Linked DNA regions of Homo sapiens: region 1 is linked to region 2. A link is a contact called in ENCODE Hi-C or POLR2A ChIA-PET data. All regions are on one chromosome and are shown on one strand. Each heading gives the region's core, a stretch centred on a gene start or an enhancer-like site at or near the end of the contact. The rest is flanking DNA. Distances are from core to core; before and after follow the strand shown. Region 1 holds the start of PGAP2 (post-GPI attachment to proteins 2). Region 2 has its middle 61 kb from the start of ART5.

Region 1 (6,948 bases), core at 2,557-5,056, 230 kb after region 2:
TGCAGTGGCGCAATGTTGGCTCACTGCAACCTCCGCCTCCTGGGTTCAAGCAATTCTCCTGCTTTAGCCTCCCAAGTAGCTGGGATTACAGGCGCCCGCCACCAGGCCTGGCTAATTTTTGTATTTTTAGTAGAGATGTGGTTTTGTCACGTTGGCCAGACTGGTCTCGAACTCGTGACCTCAGGTGATCTGCTCACATCAGCCTTCCAAAGTGCTGGGATTACAGGCGTGAGCCACCGCACCCGGCCCAAGAACTCTTTTTATTTCTTTTATCTTCCCTCACATAAATCAAGGTAGGCGAGGTCTTTCAAACTGATAGTGAAATAAAGAGATTTCAGAAAGGGTCGGTGACAGCCAAGGTCAGACAATACAAAAAAAGTTCAGGACGAGTTCACACTGTGGCTGACATGTCTAATCATAATGACCATCATGTACTGAGTACCTCCCACATGGCTGGCACACTGCTACATTACCTCTAATACAACAACCCTATGATGTGGATATTCTTTTTTTTTTTTTTTTTTTTGAGACTGGGTCTTGCTCTGTCACTCAGGCTGTTGTGGAGTGGTATGATCTCAGTTGACTGCAACCTCTGCCTCCAGGGTTCAAGCAATCCTCCCACCTCAGCCTCCTGAGTAGCTGGGAATACAAGTGTGTGCCACCACACCCAGCTAGTTTTCTGTATTTTTTGGTACAGATGCTGTTGCCATGTTGCCTAGGCTGGTCTTGAACTCCTGGGCTCAAGTGATCCTCCTGCCTTGGCCTCCCAAAGTGCTGGGATTACAGGTGTAAGCCACCACACCCAGTGTGGATATTCCTAAATCAATTTTACAGGCTGGGCACGGTGGCTCATGCCTGTAATCCCAGCACTTTGGGAGGCCAAGGAAGGAGGATCGCTTGAGCCTAGGAGTTCAAGACCAGCCTGGGCAAGACAGTGAGACCTTTTTTTTTTGAGACACGGTCTTGCTCTGTCTTCAGGCTGGAGTGCAGTGGCGCGATCTCGGCTCACTGCAACCTCTGCCTCCCAGGTTCAGGTGATTCTCCTGCCTCAGCCTCCCAAGTAGCTGGGACTACAGGTGCGCGCCATCACGCCTAGCTAATTTTTGTATTTTTAGTAGAGACAGGGTTTCACCATGTTGGCTAGGATTGTCTCGATCTCTTGACCTTGTGATCCGCCCACCTTGGCCTCCCAAAGTGCTGGGATTACAGATGTGAGCCACCACGCCCCCGCGAGACCTTGTTTTAAATAAATAAATAAAACCATTTTATAGACGAGGAAACAGAGGCTCAGGGCTATATGGAGAATTGCCCATATTTCCCAAATCACCAGAGAATTAAAGAATTAATCTAAATTAGAGCACCTCAAGGTTTGGGCATTGGGGGTAGTCTAGAGGCAGGGAGAGGGGACCCAGCCTCAGGGAATGGTACTTAGGGCCAAGAGAACAGACAAGGTGTCAAGATAGGGAACAATAGCCAGGAGCAGACACCCCTGGTTGGAGCTAGACAAAGAGGATGACATGAAGCCCCAAGGCAGAAAACCTGAATCTAGTTGCCAAATTTGGAGAGAGGTAGTTCTTTTTGTAAAGTTTTGCTAGTCCATTTGTCCTGGGACCTTAAAGAACAGGATAGGGGAGAACTCAAAATCAAGAAAAGTAGTTTTTAGAACAAGACACTCTGAGTGCGCACCTTCTCCAGACTTCGGAGCCCCTCAGAGTGCGTCTGAGGTATCTCTGGGTCCTCCACCATTGCTCCACATGAGGCCTGTCAAAGAGAGGGCCTAGACTGGGTGAATGAACAAAAGTGAACACATGAAAAAGAGCTCTGGCAAATTAATCAACAAATGCTAAGTGGCATTAACAGCATATAGTGGATTATGTGAATTATCTCAGGTACCAGACTTGAGTCCTGGTTCTGGCATGTATTAGCTGTGTAAGTAGGTAACTTGGTTTCCCTGTTTTCCATTGTAAAATGAGGATATTAAATAGTATCTACTGGCGGAGGCTCATGCCTGTAATCCCAGCACTTTGGGAGGCCAAGGCAGGTGGATCACCTGAGGTCAGGAATTCGAGACCAGCCTGACCAATATGGCGAAACCCCATCTCTACTAAAAGTACAAAAATTAGCCGGGCATGGTGGTGCCGCCTGTATTCCCAGCTACCCGGGAGGCTGAGATAGGAGAATTGCTTGAACCCGGGAGGTGGAGGTTGCAGTGAGCCGAGATCGTGGCACTGCACTCTAGCCTGGGTGACAGAGTGAGACTCTGTCTCCAAAAAAAAAGAGAGAAAGAAAGAAAAAAAAAAGGCCAGGCGCGGTGGCTTACACCTGTAATCCCAGCTCTTTGGGAAGCCAAGGCGGGGGCAGATCACGAGGTCAGGAGTTTGACACCAGCCTGGCCAAAATGGCAAAACCTCGCCTCTACTAAAAACTACAAAAATTAGCTGGGCGCAGTAGCGGGCGCCTGTTAATTCCAGCTACTCGGGAGGCTGAGGCAGGAGAATCGCTTGAACCCTGGAAGCGGAGGTTGCAGTGAGCCGAGATCGTATCTATTTTCACAGGTTTTTTTTTTTTTTTTTAATGGAGTTTCGCTCTTGTCGCCCATGCTTGAGTGCAGTGGTACGATCTCAGCTCACTGCAACCTCTGCCTCCCGGGTTCAAGCGATTCTCCTGCCTCAGCCTCCCAAGTAGCTGGGATTACGGGCGCCCGCCACCGTGCCCGGCTAATTTTTGTATTTTTAGTAGAGACGGGGTTTCGCCATGTTGGCCAGGCTGGTGTCAAACTCCTGACCTCAGGTGATCCGCCCGCCTCGGCCTCCTAAAGTGCTGGGATTACAGGCGTGAGCTACCGCGCCTGGCCCTCACAGGGTTTTTATGAGGATTAAATAAATGAGATAAGAAGTAAGAGTGCCTGGGATATACTGGGTGTTCAGAATGTGTTATTGCTGTGAGGATTTAAGTGGAAAAGTGCGATGTTAGGTATGGCTAACTTAGAGGTCCTCCACCCGCTGCAGATGCTCTGACTACCCACCAGTGTGCTTGCAGGAGGAATTCTTGGTCCCTTCACCCTCCTTCCCTGTTGGGCTGGGATGGTCTTTGCAAAGGGAGCCAGGGGTCCCCCTCAAGTTCTTTCATGGGTCAGTCATGGTCAGGGTAGGGAGGGAACTCTGGCAGCTGGTTTTGGGGGATCAATCCTCTCATTGTGGGGAGACCCAAGGCTGGTGGCTGGAAATCCTTTCTGCGCTACGTAGGACAGGGCGCCCTCTCCTGAACAAAGGCGGGAACAGCTCTAGGCCAGAGTTTCTGGGATGTGCCTCACCGGGTCTCACTGCCTGCAAAGGTGCTCTTCCCATTGCTGAAATGTCCCCAACCGCCCTGACGAGCAAAGTTTGGGGGAGGGGCGCCAGGGCTGGGAGGAAACTGGCTTAATGTTTCAGAAGGGCGAGGCTGGATAGTTCGGTTAGAATGGAGGTGCGAGGCAGGAGAGACGGGCGGATGAGAAAGAAATCCGGCCCCTGTTGAATTAATTTTGTGTTCTTTCAACAGGTAGATGGAACGCAGCTGAGAGGTAAGGCGACAAGGTGGCTTATCCAACATGCTCAAACTCAGGTATCCAGAGCTCTTCCGGCTGCCCTCACGCAGCCGAAATTAGTGGGGGCAGACCCGGGCTGTAAAGCATGGTTTGAGGACACGCCAGATTGAGGAGGAGAGCCAGGGGTCGGGGTCTCCAGAAGCGGGGAGGAGCCAGCGGAGGATCTGGGCGCAGTTTCCTCTCTAAGTTCCGCCCCGAGAGCGCCGGCCCCGCCCCCGCCGTTCGCGCTCTGACCAGCCCGCAGAGCCAGCCCCCGACCCCGGGCCACCTGGGCCCCCGGGTTCCGCCGGCACTCTCGCCACCACCGCGTGGGTGAGTATGGGCATGGATGTGCTGGGCTGCCGGGCAGCCCCACTCGGGAGCTTGGCCGCGCGGTCTGGCCTCTGCAGGGCCGGGCCCCACGCTGTGGGAGTCCTGGTACCTGCCGTCCTATCGCACACACTCTGTTTCCCAGGAACTGCTGCTCTCTGGACTTGCCGAGCTGGCCCCCTTCTTCTCCCTCCCCAGCGTGGGGCCGGGTGTGCAGGGGTTGAGCTCTCCCTTTATTCCGCGGGGCCTCCTGGTCAGGAGTCCTAGGTGGGGAGGATGGGGCCCCGGGGTTGGAACCCCATAGAGTAGTTTTGAATGGCAGCTGTGCCATTTATTAGCCTTGGCCTTGAGTAAGTGTTTTGAACCTCCCTGAGCCTCAGTTTCCTCATCTGTAAAATGGAAATATACAGGCTGTAGCACCTACCTCATAGAATTATGGTGAGATTAAAAGAGACAATGTATATCAAGTACAGAGCAGGGGGCCTAGTATTCCGTAGGCACTCAGTAAATGTGGGTTCAGACTCGAGGCTGAGGAGATCTCTAGGGACTTTGGAGCTGAGGTAGCTCCAAAGAAAGCAATTTTCAGCTAAGTAGTACCTGTGAGGAATGTAGAACTATCTGCAGGCTGAACAATTGCCCTTCAGCTCCACCCTGAGGTGTGGAGTAGAATGACCAAGTTGGAAGGACCTTAGAGGTAATCTAAACCATGTGATTCCCATGTTGCAGAACTGTGGAAACAGATCTAGAGTGCTTAAGTGGCTTGCCAAAGGTCACACAGCTAAATGGGAGGCCAGGCATACCTCCAAGAATTGGAATGGATTATCCCTTGAACCTCCTCATCAACTCCTGATTTGGGCAGTGCCTCTTCATTCCCTGAAGATCTAGTCTTCAATTTGGGAATCCTAGTGGTTCCTCAGGGATCTAGAGCTGCAGCCTTCAGGGAGGGATACTGGGAGGGAAGACTAGTGCTACTGCAACTGCAGAGTCTAGGTTTGGGCTGGGTGAGGAAAATGTTCCCCATCTAGGGCCCTAAGGGACTTAGAGTCCATTTAGGGATGATCCAGGGAATGTGTTTTTTTTCTGGGAGGGTCACCAGAGCCACTTCCAGCTCCCTGGGATCCCTGATGCTCCTAAAAGGGAGAGAGGAACTTGAGCAATTGGAGCAGGCTGCCTGATCAGGTCTGGCAGCTGGGGGAAAATGGGTGAGAATGTGGAGGCGTAGCCACCTGGCTTGTTCTGGAATGCCAGGATGGCAACCTAACTGAGATCAGGGTTCTTTTTGAGGGTGGGACTAAAGGGAGAGTCTTGTGGGTGGGGTCAGGAAGAGTTGGGACTTGATTTGACAAGGTCTTTGAGCCCAGAAGGGTATATTCTTTATGTGTCTGGAGCCAGCCCTAGCTTGGCAACAACAAGCCAACGTTCCAGGGATGGCTTTCCCTTCAGCTCAGCACAGGGCTTTGAGGAAGAGCCAGCCCTTCTCTCTCTCTGAGTGTCTTGGTTTCTCTATCTTTACAATGGGAATAGGGCTAACTGCCTCATCTATGTAGATTTTGGTTTTTCCTTTTCTTCCTCCTGTGAACAGGTGCCTCTTCTGCCTCTCTCACTCCAGTCCTAACCTGACCTTTCTCAAGTTCAGACACAGAGAGGAAGGGGTCAAGGAAGGCCAGAGTTGCAGTGTGTAACTCTTCGTGGGTCCCACATGTATCTCTTTGTTATGTGATCCTGAGCAGATTCCTGCTCCAACTTTCCCTTCTGTATACTGTGCGGAGCTGGGCTAGGATTGTTGGTATACACTTATTTGTTATAGTTCCTGACCTTAGCTACCCTTATCTAAGGGGGAAATCACAGCCCCCAGGAACCCTCATCTGTTCACAGGAGGGTGATGTGGACAGCCCCCTGGGCACTGGGAAGCCTCCAGAAGCTGACCAAGCAGCTCTCTCCAGCAAACAGCAATCCCAGGCTAGCACCAGGCCTGATTCTGCAAAGCCTTTCACCCTGGGGGCACGTGAGGGAGCAGGCTGGGACAAGCAGGGGGCTTGGGGTTCTGTCAGCTTCCATGGAATCCCTGCCACTGTGGACTGCGGTGCAGGCACACAGAGCCTGGGAAGGGACTGAAGGTGCAGGAGGGCCCTGGGCCAGTGGGGAAGCAAATGAGAGCTGATGAGAGGCCTTGAAGCCTGGAGGCTGGGCCGAGGCTCAAAGGCCTGGGGGAGGAGATGGGCCATGCCATCCACTGGTAGGTTTTAGGGTTGGTTCTTGAAATAAAGAGAGACACTTATTTAAAGCAGCTTCTCTAGTCCTAGGCCTGTCAAGCTAGGCAGAGAGGAGTGAGGAGAAGCTCTCCCAGTCCATTCAAGCTTTATCCTAGCACAGATTTGGTTCATTGTCTTCCCTCTGAAATTGAGGTGGAATGTTGTCTTGGGATTCTGAGTCAGTCTTCCTCATCCAGGGCAAGAGCTATCCAAGTTTAGGTGCCTTCCTCCTCAGACTCCCCACCCCACAGCACACAGCTAATTTTAGGACTGAGCACAAGGGCTGACTTTATCACTGAGTGCCAGCCTGGCTGCCTGGGGCCCTGACAGCATGCCACTCCATCCCCAGGTCTGACAAGATGTACCAGGTCCCACTACCACTGGATCGGGATGGGACCCTGGTACGGCTCCGCTTCACCATGGTGGCCCTGGTCACGGTCTGCTGTCCACTTGTCGCCTTCCTCTTCTGCATCCTCTGGTCCCTGCTCTTCCACTTCAAGGAGACAACGGCCACACACTGTGGGGTAGGGCATGGGGACACTGATACCTCATATTCAGGCCGATCTGGATCTTCTTTAGATCTTGAATATCTTTTAACAAGATTAGCCAGCTCTCCACTGGGGCCCATCAAACATACGGGGCTGCTGGGGGGATGCCTGCAAATTGAAATCTCAAGGGTTAGTCTCCCTCTGCCTTCTGTGAGGTTCTGGAGGCTGGAGTCACTGAAGTGTAATATAGAGTCAGTAAATGAATTACAAGTATAACAGAGTTTGACACATGTCCCACCCCATTTACTTTGAT
Region 2 (6,836 bases), core at 1,888-4,387:
CAGCAAATGGTTGAGGTTGATAACCAAATACCTAGGAGAGACTTTTCTCTCCCTCCAGGAAGAGCTGTTGGTCAGACACCCTGGGATCATTCACAAGTGGTCAATAAAGGCTTGGGGAGGGCCAGGTTTTCTAGGCCTTCTCAATGGGGTGGGTGTTTATGGATACACAAGAAGCCTGTGAAACTTCTGATATTCGCAGGAAGTCAATGCCCCTCACCCTCCACCCCCCCCCCCCCCGCCTCCCCACCATAAACACATGCCCTGCAGCAGGACTTGGCACTCAGGGGCTCCTGGGGTCCCGATTTACCTGCTAAAACATCCTCTAGCCACCACCGAATAAAGCAACCCCTTGCCACCCAACCACAAGAGCACAGCCTGGGAGCCACTCCAAGGAACACCAAGTCACATTAAAACCTCAGCCATCCAGAGCACCAGGCCTGGTGATGAGAAAGAACATTTTATCCTTAAAAGCATCTGAATGCCCATGCTGTTTCTTGCAGAGAAAAGTCCAAAATAATCTGCTATTAAAGAGCGAGGATGGTTTTGACATTTTTACCAAGCTAATGGTCTACGCAGACAAAATCTCTAAAAGGGCACTCTGTTCTTCTTGATCCACTCAGACATGGCCTGTGAGTGAAGAAACGGGCTCTCCTCCTCAAAGAAATCGCTGCTGATCCTCACACCAGCCTGACACTGCTTCATGGGTTCTTCAAAGAGAGTATTCCCATAGAAACTAAAAGGGAAGAGGAATGGGTCTGGTGGGCATTGTGGGCAGCAGTGGGCTTTGGGCCAAATTTTAAGTTTGAAAATCAAGATTCCCTCTTTTCAAGGGGCCGCCAGACTGAGCAGATACAGGCACCATGAAAAGAGGGTGCCATGTTCAGATTCAGGAAACAAGGATGGTTTCTGTTCAGTTCCTCCATCATCCTTCAGGTCATGTGATTCCCATTTCCCTCTGTGGACCAAACAATTCAGTGGGGTTTCTGCCTTTTAAATATTTCATTATCAACATATCATCCTTTTAGCCTCCAGAAAGCATTTTAACATGGAGACTCTGGCTTAAGACTCTTGTGGGTCTGTCTCTCTCTCTCTCTCTCTTTTCCTTGAAACGGTCTCACTTTGTCACCTAGGCTGGAGTGCAGTGGCATGATCACAGCTCACTGCAGCCCGACCTTCCAGGCTCTCGCAATCCTACCACCTCAGCCTCCCAAGTACTTGGGACTACAGGCACACACCACCATAACTGGCTGTTTTTTTTTTTTTTTTTTGTAGATATGAGGCTTCACTATGTTGCCCAGCTGGTCTTAAACTCCTGGGCTGAAGCGATCCTCCCCTTTCGGCCTCTCAAAGTGCTGGGATTATTGGCTTAAGCCACCATGCCCAGCCAAGAACTTTGTCTCTTGTGATGCACCCCAGAACAAAACATCACTGCAAAAACACACCAAGGCATGAGTTTCAGTCCTAATTCCCATTTATCCACCATACACTATGTGCCAGGCACAACGCTAAGTGCTTCTATGGATGAGCTTCCCTTAATCTCAGCAGTAACAACCCCAGGCAATGGGGCCTGTTGACAGATCCATTTGCCACCGAAGACAGTAAGGCTCAGAGAGGGTAAGTGGCTTGTGCCATGTCAGCCAGCTAAGGAGGGGCAGAACCAGGATGCAAACCCCAGCTGCCTGGCTCCAGACTCGGGTTCCCAAGGTCCCACTACACTTGGTCACTCCACTGCATTCTGGTATCCTGGTCTTTGGCAGAGTCCACGTAAAAGAAGGAGGTAGAGGGAGTGAGAGGGACTTCATGCAATAAAGTTTCCCGGCGTTACACTGCCATCGTAATTGTGTCCCCGACCAGGACCTCTCCCTTCTCATCCTTTCCGTGATCAGCCCTGGAAAACCTTCCAAAGAACTGTCCTCCTTCTCCCGGGATCTCAGAGAAAATTCGCCTGAGTTCAGTGTCCACGTGACCCAAGCTCTGAATGCGGTAACGTGCACGGAGAGATAAGGATGTCACCATGAGCAAGCCTCCCAGACAGCATCAAGGAGCAACCCCAAGACTGGGCAGGGTGGGCTCTAATGCCGCCCACGGCGAGGAGGGCTGCCCGTGCTGCCTAAATGGGTTCAGAATGAAGGCCGCTCTCTCGCCCATGTGGGGCTCATTAACCACGAATCCAATTATTAAGACAAGCTCAGCTGAGCAAATGGTCAAACAAAAAAACATGTGGAAGGAACAAACAGGTCAACCCCAATATCCATCAAAAACCATCAAGGTGGCGGCCCTCACTGAGGGGTACAGCTCTCCAGTGGGCTCTCATCTGCCCTCCAAACCCATGTGCCTCCTCAGTGGAAGGCCAGCAAAGCCACACAGGAAGAGCTGGGGTAGGAAAGCAGAAAGTGAACCCCAGGAGGCCAGGCTGGCCACGGAGCCCCATCGCACACACACAAGCCCGGTGACTCAGGGGCTCACGTGTGCACGACACCGGGAGCTCACAGGGACAGCGCCCCGGGGGATGCAAGGAACTTTGCCTCTCTGTCCCTCTCTGTAGGGATGGAAAGAGGAGAGCGATTTCTGGGATGGAAGCCATCTGCCTCCTCTCAACTCTCGCTGCCCAACCAGAAAGGGAAGAAAAACAGGAAGATGCGGGACAGGTGAGGAGCTGGGTGAGCGCCGCCAGCCCGCAGTCCAGCAGAGCAGGGCTTGGCCAAGCCTGGCGCCAGGGACTTCCCCCCTACCCCCACCACAGGCCCCTCGCCAGGTGAGAGGCACCGGCAGAGTCCCAGACAGATGCCCCAGACAGGATGCCCGGCGCAACCCCCGCCCCTTCCCCTGCTAGGGGCCCCCAGGACGCGGGGCTCCCCCTCCCCTTTTGGCCAGCCGCAGAGTCCAGCGCGTCTCCCGGCCAGGGACGTCGTGGGAGAATCAGGAAGTCGAAGCCACACAGCCGAGAAGGGGCAGCTGGCGTCTCGGAGGCCGTCACGAGCTGTCACTCCGCGCCCGCCTGAGTTGCCGCTCAATTACCAACTTCAACCCGGGGCCGGCCACGGAGCCTCCCGCCGCCCCTACCCTGCGCCCCCGGGACCCCCGGACCCCAGCGCCCGCGTCACTTACTCCTCTGCCGTCGCCACCTGTCTGGGTGCCGGTCTCCTTCCTGCCCGGCCGCGGCGCGTCCTCCCCGTCCTCGGGCTGTGCGCTTCCCCCCTCCAGCAACAGCCGCAGCCTCTTCTCCTCGGGAGGGACGTCGTCCTCCTCCCTCCTGGGCCGGCCATCCCTGCCTCGGGGCTTGCCAGTGGCTTCGGAGCTGCCGGAAGGGCTGGCCATGGCTCCGGGGGTTCTGCCTGCACCTGGGGAAGAGGAAGGACCCGGCGCGAGCGGCCTCTCGGCGGAGCTGGGGCGTCTGAGCGCGGGCTCGGTGGGTCCGCGCGGCGCGGAGCTGGGCATCGGGGCGGGCGCTGGCTCCTCCGCGGGCCGCTCCTGGCTCTCTGGCGCCCTCTGCTGGCCGCTCGCGCGCACCGCGGACACGCCGGGCCCTGGCCTGCGCTGCGCTCACCTGCCCCGGCCCAAGCGGTCGCTGTCCCCTGCCTGTGGCCATACCCGCTCTGACCAGGCCCTGCCCCTCCTCCCCGCTGCAGCCAGGTTGCACCCCGATGGTCTCCCTCCCCAAGGAGGAGAGAAGAGAAGGGAAGCCCCGAGAGGGTGGACATCGGCCACAGCCACCTTGTCTTTGCTCTTACCCTGTGTCTTCCATGATTTGGAGGTGGTGGGAAAACCGAGGCTGCTCCAAACTCGTGGAGAATTCCGCCTGCAGGATGACACGAATGCACCTTCTCTTTGCTACCAACAGATCTTTTTTGAGCATCACTGTGGACCAGGCGTGGTGATGGGGGAGGGGATATTGTGGTGAACATGACAGGCATTGCCTTCACCCAGTGGGGCTCAGCGCTGGGTGAGAAGGCATTGAGAATGGACATTGTCAATTGGGCAAAAGGAGGCCACGAAGAAGTGTTGGGTGCATGGGAACTGAAAAAGACAGGAGGCTCAGCAGGTCTTGGAGCTGGGAGAGGGACAGCAGCAGCGGCTGTTCCAAAGGAAGTAAAAGTTGAGAGAGGTCTCAAAGAGTTGTTCTCAGCCCAGTGGAGGGTGTTCAGGCAGAGGGAACAGCGTGTGCAAAAGCCCAGGGGCTGGGAAAGAAGCAGAAAGAGGACTGTGGGGCTGGAGCATGGAGGGCGAGGGGAGAGAGGTGTGGTGGGCACACAGATTGCCTGGGACCCAGCCGTGCAGGGGCAGAGGAGATAGGGGATCCTTGCAGACCCCCAGCCGGGGCTGAAGCACAGAGACAATGCAGGTGGGCAAAGGGAGGAGACGTGGAGAAATATTTTGGAGGCATGCCCTGATGAATGAGCCTAGGATGCACCCTTAGTGTCAGTGTGGAGCTCCTTCCCTGGCTGTGTGATGAGCTGAACTCGGGGGTATTTTCTGGACATTGAGGTGCTACACCCAGAGTCCAGGACAGGCTAAGTGAGCACCAGCAGCTCCTGGCCTACCTCAAAAGCAGGAGAGACAGGGGAGACTGGGAAGGCTGGCGTGGAAGGGGAAGCCAGGAAGGCAGGAGAGGCCAGGGAAGCAGAGGAGGCCAGGGAGGCAGTGGAGGCAGGAGAGGCTGGGGAGGCTGTGTCCTTTCCATGATTCTGCCCAGGATCCTAGGCCCCTCTACTCCCTGAGCTTCCCCACCCCAAGCGCTGGAAACATGTTGCACAATGGTCTCCCCACTAAGCTCCTGATGGCGGCCCCTACCCTGCTGTGCTCCCTATTTCAACCCTAACAGCTCTCACAGTGGGCAGCACATAGTAGGTGCTCAGGAAACACTGGTGGGAGAGCACATGGGTGTGCTCAGCACCTTCTTCTCTCCTCCAGCTCTCCCCTGTCATGAAATAATTCTGATAACGACACATGGACTTTGAGACACTCTTCTATTACTTGCCATATGCTAATCCATCTATACCTCACAGCAGCCCTGGGGGTGGGTGCAATGAGGATGCCCATTTTACAGAGGAAGAGACCGAGGTATAAAGAGGGTAATTGAAATAGGCACACTACAGGGGCTGGGGCCAAGTGATCAGAGCACTCAATCCCCAAAGGCAAGGTGGACGCAGTTACCATAAAAGACAGCAGAGTCAAAGCTGCAACCAGAATTGCCTGACTCGCAGAGACCTATGGTGCCTGCTGATCGTGGCATTCCTAGAAGTGAAATAGATAAGAAGCCTGCCACATTTTTACTGGATCTGTGTTTGCAGAAGAGTTCTAGGTCAGGTGAGCAGAAGTCTAATCTGAATCATAAAAACAGAGTCACAGTCCCCAGTCAATTCCCAGACATAAGCCAGTTCACAGACCCGGAGTCCCTTGTCTGAATGGGAAGCCAGGTCCCCTCCAGAAAGGACTCTGCTCCACTGCCAAAAATTTATACTGTCAATCTTTCTCCCAGCCTGCCCCCAAGGGAATACACAGCCTTTTACCAGGATGACTGAACAGGAGAAAAGGAACTAATGAGACCTGTGCAGGATCACTGGACACAGGCTCTGAACTGGCACTAGGCTGAGACTAGGGTCTACCAGTCAGAATAGGCATTTTGGAGGTCAGGTGAATGTTGGTACAACTTCATGTCATGGTAGATCCATTGGGTCCCCAAATCCATCCTCTGGTTATATACAAAGTGGCAATGCTGAGATTCAAATTCAGGGCATCCAACATAGAGGCTGTGCTCTTACTCATGAAACATTCTGACACTAGTAACCATTTAAAAATGCAAACACCTCCTGGGGCTAGCCAGAGTCCTCCAAACAGTCATGTAAATTGGTTCTGTCAAGGATTTCCTCCCACCCCCTGCTGAGAGCCAGTTGCAAGGAGAGACTAGGGAAGGGCATTGGGTAACTTTGTTGCTAAAAGCTCTTCCGGATAAAGACATTTGGGAAAAGAAGAAAATAGAGTTCAGCAAAAGAGATAAGAAAGTAAGTTTATGTTTGGCCAGGCACGGTGGCTCACACCTGTAAACCCAGGACTTTGGGAGGCCGAGGTGGGCAGATCACGAGGTCAAGAGATCGGATCATCCTGGCCAACATGGTGAAGCCCCGTCTCTACTAAAAATTCAAAAATGAGCGGGCCATGATGGCACACGCCTGTAGTCCCAGCTACTCGGGAGCCTGAGGCAGGAGAATCACTTGAACCCAGGAGGCAGAGGTTGCAGTGGGCCGAGATCATGCCACTGCATTCCAACCCGGTGACAGAACGAGACTCCATCTCATAAAACAAACCAAAACAAACAAACAAACAAAAAAGCAATCTTATTTTTAAGCCTGAACAAGTATAGTGGTTTAGCGGTTCTGCAAATACGGCCCCAATCAGGCTACAAGATGTTGTGGCAGCAACACTTACACCCAGTCACTCCTGGCTGGCTGAACCACTTTTCAAAACACCCTTGCACAGCTGTGCAGAGCGGCTGGCTCCACTGGCAGCCCGCAGAGCCATAACTCACACTGTCACCACTCCCCTCAAACCCTTTCAGTAAGCACATTCCTTATTTTATTTTTTTTTTTTTTTGAGATGGAGTCTTCCTCTGTCATCCAGGCTGGAGTGCAGTGGCGCAATCTTGGCTCACTGCAAGCTCCGCCTCCCAGGTTCATGCCATTCTCCTGCCTCAGCCTCCCAAGTAGCTGGGACTACAGGCGCCCGCCACCACGCCTGGCTAATTTTTTGTATTTTTAGTAGAGACGGGGTTTCACCGTGTTAGCCAGGATGGCCTCAATTTCCTGACCTTGTGATCTGCCTGCCTTGGCCTCCCATAG

Evidence for each region. Hi-C counts contacts between places; a loop is a spot of excess contacts on that map. ChIA-PET counts read pairs that join two places held with the same protein, here RNA polymerase II (POLR2A). Pooled maps may share reads with other maps.
Region 1: a loop to region 2 is called in a pooled map, with 7 times the contacts of the local background. The contact joins the promoter of PGAP2 here to the enhancer-like site in region 2. A Hi-C loop is called at or near these places in 4 of 50 pooled maps. POLR2A ChIA-PET finds 5 or more read pairs at or near these places in 4 of 52 experiments (BJ, PC-9, Panc1 and 1 more).

The regions. Positions count from the first base shown.
Region 1 is chr11:3,804,754-3,811,701 of GRCh38, forward strand. It overlaps PGAP2 (post-GPI attachment to proteins 2), which reads left to right and starts at 3,807. Exons shown (of 7, transcript NM_014489.4): 1 at 3,807-3,898; 2 at 6,497-6,671. The coding sequence starts at 6,507. LOC124902618 (a long non-coding RNA gene) reads right to left here. Exons shown (of 3, transcript XR_007062559.1): 3 at 6,412-6,803. RefSeq lists a silencer at 3,728-4,057.
Region 2 is chr11:3,577,819-3,584,654 of GRCh38, forward strand. It overlaps the pseudogene LOC107987159. Among named protein-coding and RNA genes, the nearest start is that of ART5, 61 kb to the right of the region's middle. RefSeq lists a silencer at 3,308-3,577 and an enhancer at 5,563-6,204. Within about 2 kb of position 3,138, at least 5 of the 41 ENCODE cell types and tissues checked have a DNase peak (open chromatin) inside an H3K27ac peak, as active enhancers do.